Linked DNA regions of Homo sapiens: region 1 is linked to region 2. A link is an interaction called in ENCODE POLR2A ChIA-PET data of the cell type or tissue named here. Cell type or tissue: K562. All regions are shown on one strand. Links, peaks and the distances in the headings refer to the core of each region. The heading gives the core; the rest is flanking DNA. Region 1 has its middle 12 kb from the start of RD3. Region 2 holds the start of NTRAS (non-coding transcript regulating alternative splicing).

Evidence for each region. ChIA-PET counts read pairs that join two places held together with the same protein. Peaks named below come from ENCODE experiments on the same cell type or tissue, not always from the same donor. Only the 100,000 strongest peaks of a DNase experiment are listed, where the experiment ranks them.
Region 1: POLR2A ChIA-PET joins it to region 2 with 5 read pairs; 8 of 35 experiments call an interaction of 5 or more read pairs at or near these places.

What each region holds. Positions count from the first base shown.
Region 1 is chr1:211,501,870-211,506,259 of GRCh38, reverse strand. No RefSeq gene overlaps it. Among named protein-coding and RNA genes, the nearest start is that of RD3, 12 kb to the right of the region's middle. In K562, for the core only: no CTCF peak of the experiment used is centred there; a DNase peak (open chromatin) is centred at 2,509; H3K27me3 peaks cover 2,738 bases.
Region 2 is chr1:211,636,589-211,640,978 of GRCh38, reverse strand. NTRAS (non-coding transcript regulating alternative splicing) reads right to left here and starts at 1,171. Exons shown (of 3, transcript NR_131925.1): 1 at 1,090-1,171; 2 at 619-760. In K562, for the core only: no CTCF peak of the experiment used is centred there; no DNase peak of the experiment used is centred there.

The DNA of each region.
Region 1 (4,390 bases), core at 207-4,206, 130 kb after region 2:
TGTTTACCAGCTCAGGTGCCTTTGGGGACTGAGGGCCAGGCAAGAGACGCACAGCTGAGCCTTCTGAACAGCAGCGATAGGCTCTCCCTCAGGTGTGCTCCGTGACACCTGACTTCCACATAAACAGGTAAGAGTCTCAGGGGTCAACAGATCAATCTGAGCAGTGCAATTGACCCTGCTCTGCCCCCAGGCCCTCAAACACAGGAGCTGGGGGTGGTTGAGTTTGCTCCAGTGAGCTATGATCAAGGAAGAGCTATGGATGTAGGAGGTGAAGCACCAATAGGATCCTGATGTGAGGGGGGTGCTGTCCCCCAGAGTCCATTCTTGGTTGACTCAGGTGCCCACTGGGCAGTTCTGTGGACAACAGGGCTCCAGGTCAGGGTGCATGGGGGTGGGTGTGTGCCAAAGGATGGCTCCATTTCTCAAAAGGAATGTAAATGGAGCCCTGGCCACAGGTCCAAACTCCATAAGAACAAGGCTTTCTCCTCTGTTCCATCAGCCCCTGGGGATGTCTGTCTACCTGCACCAGATTCACAGGTGATGGCTCCGGGTCCCTGGTGTTACACCAAGGACCTGGCCTTTAGGATCTGCCAGTTTTAGCTCCAATATATCCAACAATGACTCCCTGAACTTCAGTTTCCTCCTTGACAAAATAAGGATAGTAAGAACACCAGCATGGGGTTACTGTGAGAGCTAAATGGGTTGGTGTGTGCCAGTGGCCTTGCAGAGGGTCTCAGAAAGAATTTGGCCCTTTCCTCTCTCTTCCCATTAGAGAAACCGAGCACCTATGTAAATGACATGAGTGTCTGTGGAGAGGTTGTAGACTCACCTTCAGGAGCCACAAGGCTCCTAGATGTGTGAAGTAGTAGGTATGAGAAGATAAGGAGGGGACAAAGCAGAGACAGCATCCCAAGGGCATTCAAAATAGAAACCTTCAAAGCTATGCTGGCCAAACAGCCCAGGAAGTGGCCGCCAGCTTCACTCTGTGTCCCTACATTTATGTCCCCACATTGCTGGGCTTGCACAAGCAAATAAGAGCCTGGGTGGACAACAGTGGAAGCATATTAAACATTCGGTAGGCTGGGCACGGTGGCTCACGCCTGTAATCCCAGCACTTTGGGAGGCCGAGACGGGCGGATCAGGAGGTCAGGAGATTGAGACCATCCTGGCTAACACGGTGAAACCCCGTCTCTACTAAAAATACAAAAAATTAGCCAGGCATGGTGGCGGGCGCCTGTAGTCCCAGCTACTTGGGAGGCTGAGGCAGGAGAATGGTGTGCACCCGGGAGGCAGAGCTTGCAGTGAGCCAAGATAGCGCCACTGCACTCCGGTCTGGGTGAAAGAGCGAGACTCCATCTCAAAAAAAAAAAAAAAAAAAAGAGCCAGGGTGAATAGCTCCCCAATATTCGAGAGGATACTGGGGATATGTCCTAGCCTCTCCTGCCCCATTTCTCACAGCGCACCCAGATTGGACCCTTAAAATAGCATTTCAGGTCGGGCGTGGTGGCTCACGCCTATAATCCCAGCACTTTGGGAGGTCGAGGTGGGTGGATCACTTGGGACCAGGAGTTCCAGACCAGACTGGCCAATATGGCGAAACCCTGTCTCTACTAAAAATACAAAAATTAGCCGTGTATGGTTGTGCGTGCCTGTAATCCCAGCTACTCGGGAGGCTGAGACATGAGAGTTACTTGAGCCCAGTAGGTGGAGGTTGCAGTGAGCTGAGATCGCACCACTGCACTCCAGCCTGGATGATAGAGCAAGACTCTGTCTTAAGCAAACAAACAACAACAACAACAACACAACATTTCTCCAGCCAGAGAGCAAAGCCTCTTTCTGGATGTACACTGTCCGAGGCCTCAGAGCTTGGTCTGGGGGTTTGGTGGGTGGTGGGGACCTTGACTCAGCCTCTCTCCACAGCCAGAAGCCTGCCTGGGGGACAGGTCTGGCTCTCCTCCAGGGGGACCTTGTTCTGAGATCCCATGCAGATCCTGGGGAAAGGGATAGAGAGGGACTGAGGGAGCCGTTCTTCCTGCTGCCTCTCCTAGAGGTAAGGTCTAAACTGTTGGGGTAGCTTTTGTTAGGACTAAGAAGACAGAGGCTATGGGTTCTGCCCCTGAGCATCCCAATGCAGCCACACGAAGAACTAATTCTGGGGTACCCAAAACTGCACCTAGCTGCTGCTTATTTAGGGGATATTCTGAGCAGGGCACTGGACAAGATGCTTCCCAGACTTATCTCCTTTAATGCTCACAACAACCCTACAAAGGAAGGTATTATTACCTCCAAATTATAGCTGAGGTTCAGAGAAGTTGGGACACAAACCTAGAATCACACGGCAAACATATGCTAAATCTAGATTTGAACTCAAAGAGGTGGGTCTCCGAAGAGCCCCACTCTGTATCTGTAAGGCCTTCTGCCTCTACGCCAGGCTCCCACAAGGGTGAGAACTGCTCTGTGCAACACTTCCCAGATATCAAGGAGCAAACAGTTCCTGAGGCTTCCTGAACTCAGAGGGTAAGCCAGGAGAGGGCAGGAGCTGTGTTCCACAGATTAGATTAGTTATTCACAGCTCCAGCACCACAGGAATTTACCCTGCCCTCCTCACTGGGCTCTGGGGCGGGAAGATGAGTGTTCGTGAATGAAATGGACCAAAAGATGTGAAAGTGCTCTGTAAGTTGGTGGCTGCTGTGCAAATGCAAGATGATTGCAATTTATGTTTCCTCATAGGCACAGCGACTGGACTGATAAATTACGAAGTTGGATTTGCAGAGGGTTAAACACTTCTTTGGTGAAGTAATTAAACAGATAGGTCAGGTTCCAGAAGTATGGTTGTATAGAACTTTTTCTCCTCCAGTACAGTGAATACCAAATACTTTGCGTTAATAGTTACACTTTCCCCAGGAGATGTTTCCCAACTTTAAATCCAAGAAGAGGCTTTTGTACTTGCAGATTTAAGCATTATGTGTTGTGTCCTTTTTGGCTTGTTAAGAAAACCACAATAGGCAGGGAGTTCAAATTGCTCTACCCTTTGAAGAAACGTACAAGTTCAAAAGAAACTGATTTTCTCTGAGCTTCATATATGTCAAGAAAATAGGCGAACTCTGGAAGTGGGGAAGCTGCCAGCTAGAAGGTAAATGAATAAACTCCTCTATTCCTTGCAGAGTCCTTTTTATATTATACTCTGGATTTAAAAAAAAAAATAATTTGAACATTTGAAAAGGATCCCAGCACACATGCAGTCATTTTTCCACCTGGGGTAATAAGTTAATTCCACCATGACAAAAATGTTTTCTTCTGTGACCCTTTCCTCCCTGGCTCTGTCCACCTGCATACAGTGGGTGCACCATGGGGGTTCTGCTGTTTTTCACAGGATGGGAAGCTAGAAGCCAGTTTTGTCACAAGTATTGTCTCGTGGCTGCATAGTCTGGGATATTGATGCACTGTACTTTCTACGTGGTTCCTCCATTGTTGGACAAAATCTAGTTTTTCCATTTCTGTTTCTGGTTTCCTCCCCATGAGGTTTCCAGCGACTCCATGTGGAGGCTAAATCAGCTCCATCTTGGAAGCTGACATGCTATCTTGACTTCTGATTAACCCCTGTTCCAGGAATGACTCTAAGATTTCTACTTCATCTGCTGTTACCTTAAATCCTGCCCTTAGGTCAAAGCAACCTTGACCATGAATCCTGCCCTTAGGCAGACTCACATAGCATTCTTGCCTTTCCCTGAGGGGTCAACTTCAATTGTCCTACACATTTCTTCCCTACAGTAGATAAGTCCTGGTTTTGGGGGATAATGGTGCAGGGATCCACTGTTCCTCTCAACGCTGCCTGCAACGTGGCTTCTGTTTGTAAGTCCCTAATAAAATAAACGTTTCTTCCTGAGAAACTGGATTTGTAGGCCTCTTTCCTGGGTCTTTGGGGGTAGGTTTGCACAGACCTGCCCACCGCAGAACACCAAGCATCTGGCAGCTTTCACAAGCACTTAGCTTTGGCCCAGAAGTGAAAGAAGCCTCTTGCCCCAGAGAGAAGCATGGGTCACCACCGGTTAAGCAGATGGTTCTGTTCTTTCTTCCTCCTTGACAGGTTGTTTGGCAAGCAGAAAGAAGTTAAGATGCCTTCAATTTATCTTCCAGGAAAAGAGCTAAGGACACTGGTGAAAGGAACCCTGGAGAACCTGCCGCTGCCTTCTGGCAATTTCCAGCAGCCAGCATGGGGTCTTACACAGGGAGGTGCCCAGCCTCGGGGACATGCAGTGACATCCCACTCACATCCCCTGGGGTCCCCCCTTGCTCAGCCCCCCAAGAACAAGCTGTCATTTAGAAGACTGCCAAAATGCTTCCTCTTTAAGCAGCCTTCCAGGACTGTGAGAAGAGAAATAACACGGAA
Region 2 (4,390 bases), core at 261-4,260:
GCCAAGCTAATTTTTGTATTTTTAGTAGAGATGGGGTTTCACCATGTTGGCCAGGATGGTCTCAATCTCTTGACCTCGTGATTCGCCTGCCTCAGCCTCCCAAAGTGCTGGGATTATAGACGTGAGCCACCACATCCGGCTGAGGATAGATCTTAAGTGTTCTCATCTCTCACACACACAAAGAAGAAAATAGTGACTGTATGAGGTGATGGATATGTGAATTAGCTTGATGGTAGTGATCATGTCATAATGTGTACATATATCAAAACATCAAGTTGTACACCTTAAATATACACAATTTTTATTTGTCAATTATATCCCAATAAAGCTGTTTTTGTCTTTTGTTTTTAAAAAAAGAGTTCAAAGTTCTAATACCTAAATTACTTTTCCAGGCCTGGTTAATTCCCATTCTCTTGCCAGTAACTTTTAGTAGAAAGAAGGACAGTCTCCCCTCTCCCTTCCCAATCCTCCCCTCCACCCTAGCCCTTGTCCCAATACAGAGGCTTTGATGAGTTCTGCTCTGAAGTGCCCAGTGGTCAATAAGCACCAAGAATCCTGACCCAGCCAGGCATTATCTCCCGGCAGGCTTGCTTTTCACCAAGGCCTCCTGGTACTCACATGTTGAAGTTATTTTATCTTGCCTTCAAAGCTTGTAGTGATCAGAGGTATTAAACTCTGGAGCCAACAGCTAATATTTGTTGAGCAAAATCTCATGCAATCTTTGTAGCAGCCCTGTGAGAGAGGTTCCCCCGCTATCAGCCTGATTTACAGAACAGAAAAGTCACTTGCCTGAGATTACACAGCAAGCCGAGAGGCTGAGATTCAGATTCATACATCTGACTCCCGAGTGCTTGGGTTTAACCCTCGAGCTCCTGTCTCTTGGCAGACCCCGTGGATCAGTCCGCTAAAGTTGACCCGAGGAATTTCCCTCCTTCACCTCTGAGCTTATATCCAATCCTCGATCTTCAAGTTTTCATCACTCCTGGGATATTTCCCTTTAGAGGCAGCTGATTCACAGACCCATGGAGTCAGAAGTTTACATTTTACTGACAGATCAATTAGTTCCCAAGGGAGGATGTAGAGTCCTACCTTGCAAGAAACCCCAAGGACCAGCAGGTCTCTCTGCTCCAGTGTCCCTGGGCCCCTTGTCAGCCATGGCCAGGGTTGGGACAGGCAGAAACCAGCCTGAGAAAAGCACGGAAAACAATGTCCAGTGCCATGATCAGGGGTGGGTCCGGTGGGCTGCTTCCTGGCATGCTGATCTATGCTGGGGCTCAAACATCACTGGAGCGAGTGTGGAACCAGATGACGCAGTTCCTATGCACGTCTCCTCTCAACTGTGATGTGAAACTTGGTCTAGCTTCTGCCAAAGAAAACACAGCCATTGAGTAGGAATAAAATTTGTTCCTGGTCCACTCATTTCTATTGAAAATGTTCTCACAGGCTGCCTGGTACAACTTTTCCTGAAGTGGGCTGTGCCATGACAGGAGCTGTTTCCAGGGAATAAGTGGTTTATTAACTGAATTTAAAACACTTTGAGAGGCTGGGTGTGGTGGCTCACGCCTGTAATCCCAGCACTTTGGGAGGCCGAGGTGGATGGATCACGAGGTCAGGAGTTCGAGACCAGTCTGACCAATATGGTGAAGCCCCATCTCTACTAAAAATACAAAATTTAGCCAGGCATGGTGGTGCATGCCTGTAATTCCAGCTACTCAGGAGGTTGAGGCAGGAGAATCTCTTGAACCCGGGAGGCAGAGGTTGCTGTGAGCCGAGATCGCACCACTGCACTCCAGCCTGAGTGACAGAGTGAGACTATGTCTCGAAAACAAAACAAAACAAAAACAAACACTTTGATGGGTTGAGTTCCGTGGCTAATGCCTGTAATCCCCACACTTTGGGACACCAAGGCGGGAGGATTGCTTGAGGCCAGTTTGAGACCAGCCTGGGCAACATAGGGACACCCAGTGTGGTGTTATGAAATAGATTGGTTTTCGTCCAAGAGGGTTCCTGGCTCATAACTCCCATAGCCCTTGTTTCAGTCTTTTGTTAGAATGTTGGGTGCATTAGGCCTCAGGGGCAGCCTCTGACCTTCTCCCTAGCTCTTTTCACTCTAACATTCCCTCGCCTTTCTGATTGTGGATTTTAAGACTCTCCCATGCAAGGGTCCCACCCTATGCCCTGGGGGAAAGAATGCTGATGTCAAGAAGCTTCCATAAAAGCTCAAGAGGACAGGGTTCAGGGAGCTTTTATCCGGATAGCTGAACACAGGGAGGTTCCTGGAGTGTAGCGCCCAGGGAGGGCATGGCAGCTCCACACTCCTTCCCTGATACCCCGCCTTACATGCCTCTTCGTTTGTATCCTCTGCGATATCCTTTGTAATAAACCAGTAAATGTAATAAGTGTTTCCCTGAGTTCTGTGAGCCGCTCCAGCAAATTAATCAAACCCAAAGAGGGGGCCATGGGAACCCAAACTTGAAGCTGGTCAGTCAAAAGCTCTGGAGGCCTGGCCTTGCAACTAGTTTGTGTGGTGGGGCGAGGGGGCAGTCTTGGGGGTCTGAGCCCTCAACCTGTGGGGCCTGACACTGTCTCCGGATAGATTGTGTTGGGACTGAATTAGAGGACACTGGCTGGGGTCTACTGCTTGGTGTGTGGGGGAAAACCCTCCATATTTGGTCACAGAAGTCTTCTGTGTTGATGATTGTTGTGGTGTGACAGTTGACAAAAAACACAGAGAGAGCTTTCACTATGCACTCTGTCTCTACAAAAAAAAAATAGCCGGGCATGGTGACATGCACCTGTACTCCCAGCTCCTCAGGAGGGTGAGGCAGGAGGATCGCTCGAGTCCAGGAATTGGAGACTGCCATGAGCTATGATTGCACCATTGGTGAATGCTGGGTGACAGAGCGAGACTCTGCCTCTAAAAAAAAAAAATTAAGGCCGGGCACAGTGGCTCACGCCTGTAATCCCGGCATTTTGGGAGGCTAAGGCGGGCGGATCACCTGAGGTCAGGAGCCGGAGACCAGTCTGGCCAGCATGGTGAAACCCCGTCTCTACTAAAAATACAAAAATTAGCCCGACGCAGTGGTGCATGCCTGTAGTCCTAGCTACTGGGGAGGCTGAGGCTGGAGAATCACTTGAACCCAGGAGATGGAGGTTGTAGTGAGCCGAGATTGTGCCACTGTGCTCCAGCCTGGGTGACAAAGCAAGACTCCATCTTAAAAAAAAAAAAAAGAAAGAAAAAAGAAGACAAAACCACTTCGATGTATCTCCTCTTGTTAGCAGTGTTGGTTGTGTACTGCATTAGCCAAGGGAGGGCTAGGCTGTGGTAACAAAGAGATCCAATACTGATGTAGGGCAGGGACCAGCAAACTTTCTGTAAAGGGCCAGAGAGTAAATAGTTTAGGTTTCGCAGGTCATATCTTCTCTGCTTCAACTGCTCCACTCGGTCCTTGTAGAGTGAAGGTAGTCATGGACAATATGTAGATGAATGATCGTGGATGTATTCCAATAAAATACTATTTACAAAAATAGGCAGCGCGAGTGTTTGCCCACCCCTGCTGCAGCTTAAAGATGATAATTTCTCTTCTATGTAACAATGGTGGAGTGAGTGGCCCTAGTTTTGGGCACAGTTGTTTAGGGATCCAGGTCCCTTCCATTGCAAAGGAGGCTGGGAGATGTGGTCTGGTTGTGTGTCCAGGAAGAGGGAAGAACGGATGTTGGCAGATGGCCCACAGTCTCTGCTTCCCCACCAGCTTCCATTGTCCCTGCCCCTTCTCACTGCCTCCTTTTTTTGTGCAGGTGTCCACTCTGCCCCACTCCCCCATCCCTATGCTCCTCTGCCTCCCCCTAGAGCCCCTGTCCCAGATAGTGCAGGGGCAGTTGACTCTACTCCTCTTTTTTTTTTTTTTTTTTTTTTTTTGAGACGGAGTCTTGCAGTGTCCTGGGCTGGAGTGCAGTGGTGTGATTTCGGCTCACTGCAACCTCTGCCTCCCAGGTTCAAGTGAGTCTCCTGCCTCAGCCTCCTGAGTAGCTGGGATTACAGGAGGCCGCCACCACACCCAGCTGATTTTTTGTATTTTAGTAGAGATGGGGTTTCACTATGTTGGCCAGGCTGGTCTTGAACTCCTGACCTTGTGATTCACCCGCCTCGGCGTCCCAAAGTGCTGGGATTACAGGCGTGAACCACCGCGCCCAGCCGACTCTACTCCTCCATTGGGGTTGGCCTGATGGGTCTAAAGGTCAACACAGGCCTTTTGTTACAGTGATTGGGGCAGGCACCTGGGCCTGAGCCCAGCAGGGCAGAGCATGCTTCCTGGCCACAGGGATGATTCAGGAGTGAGAGAATGTGACCTTAATGAGAGGGCTGGTTTGTTAGTAGTATCTGGAAAAG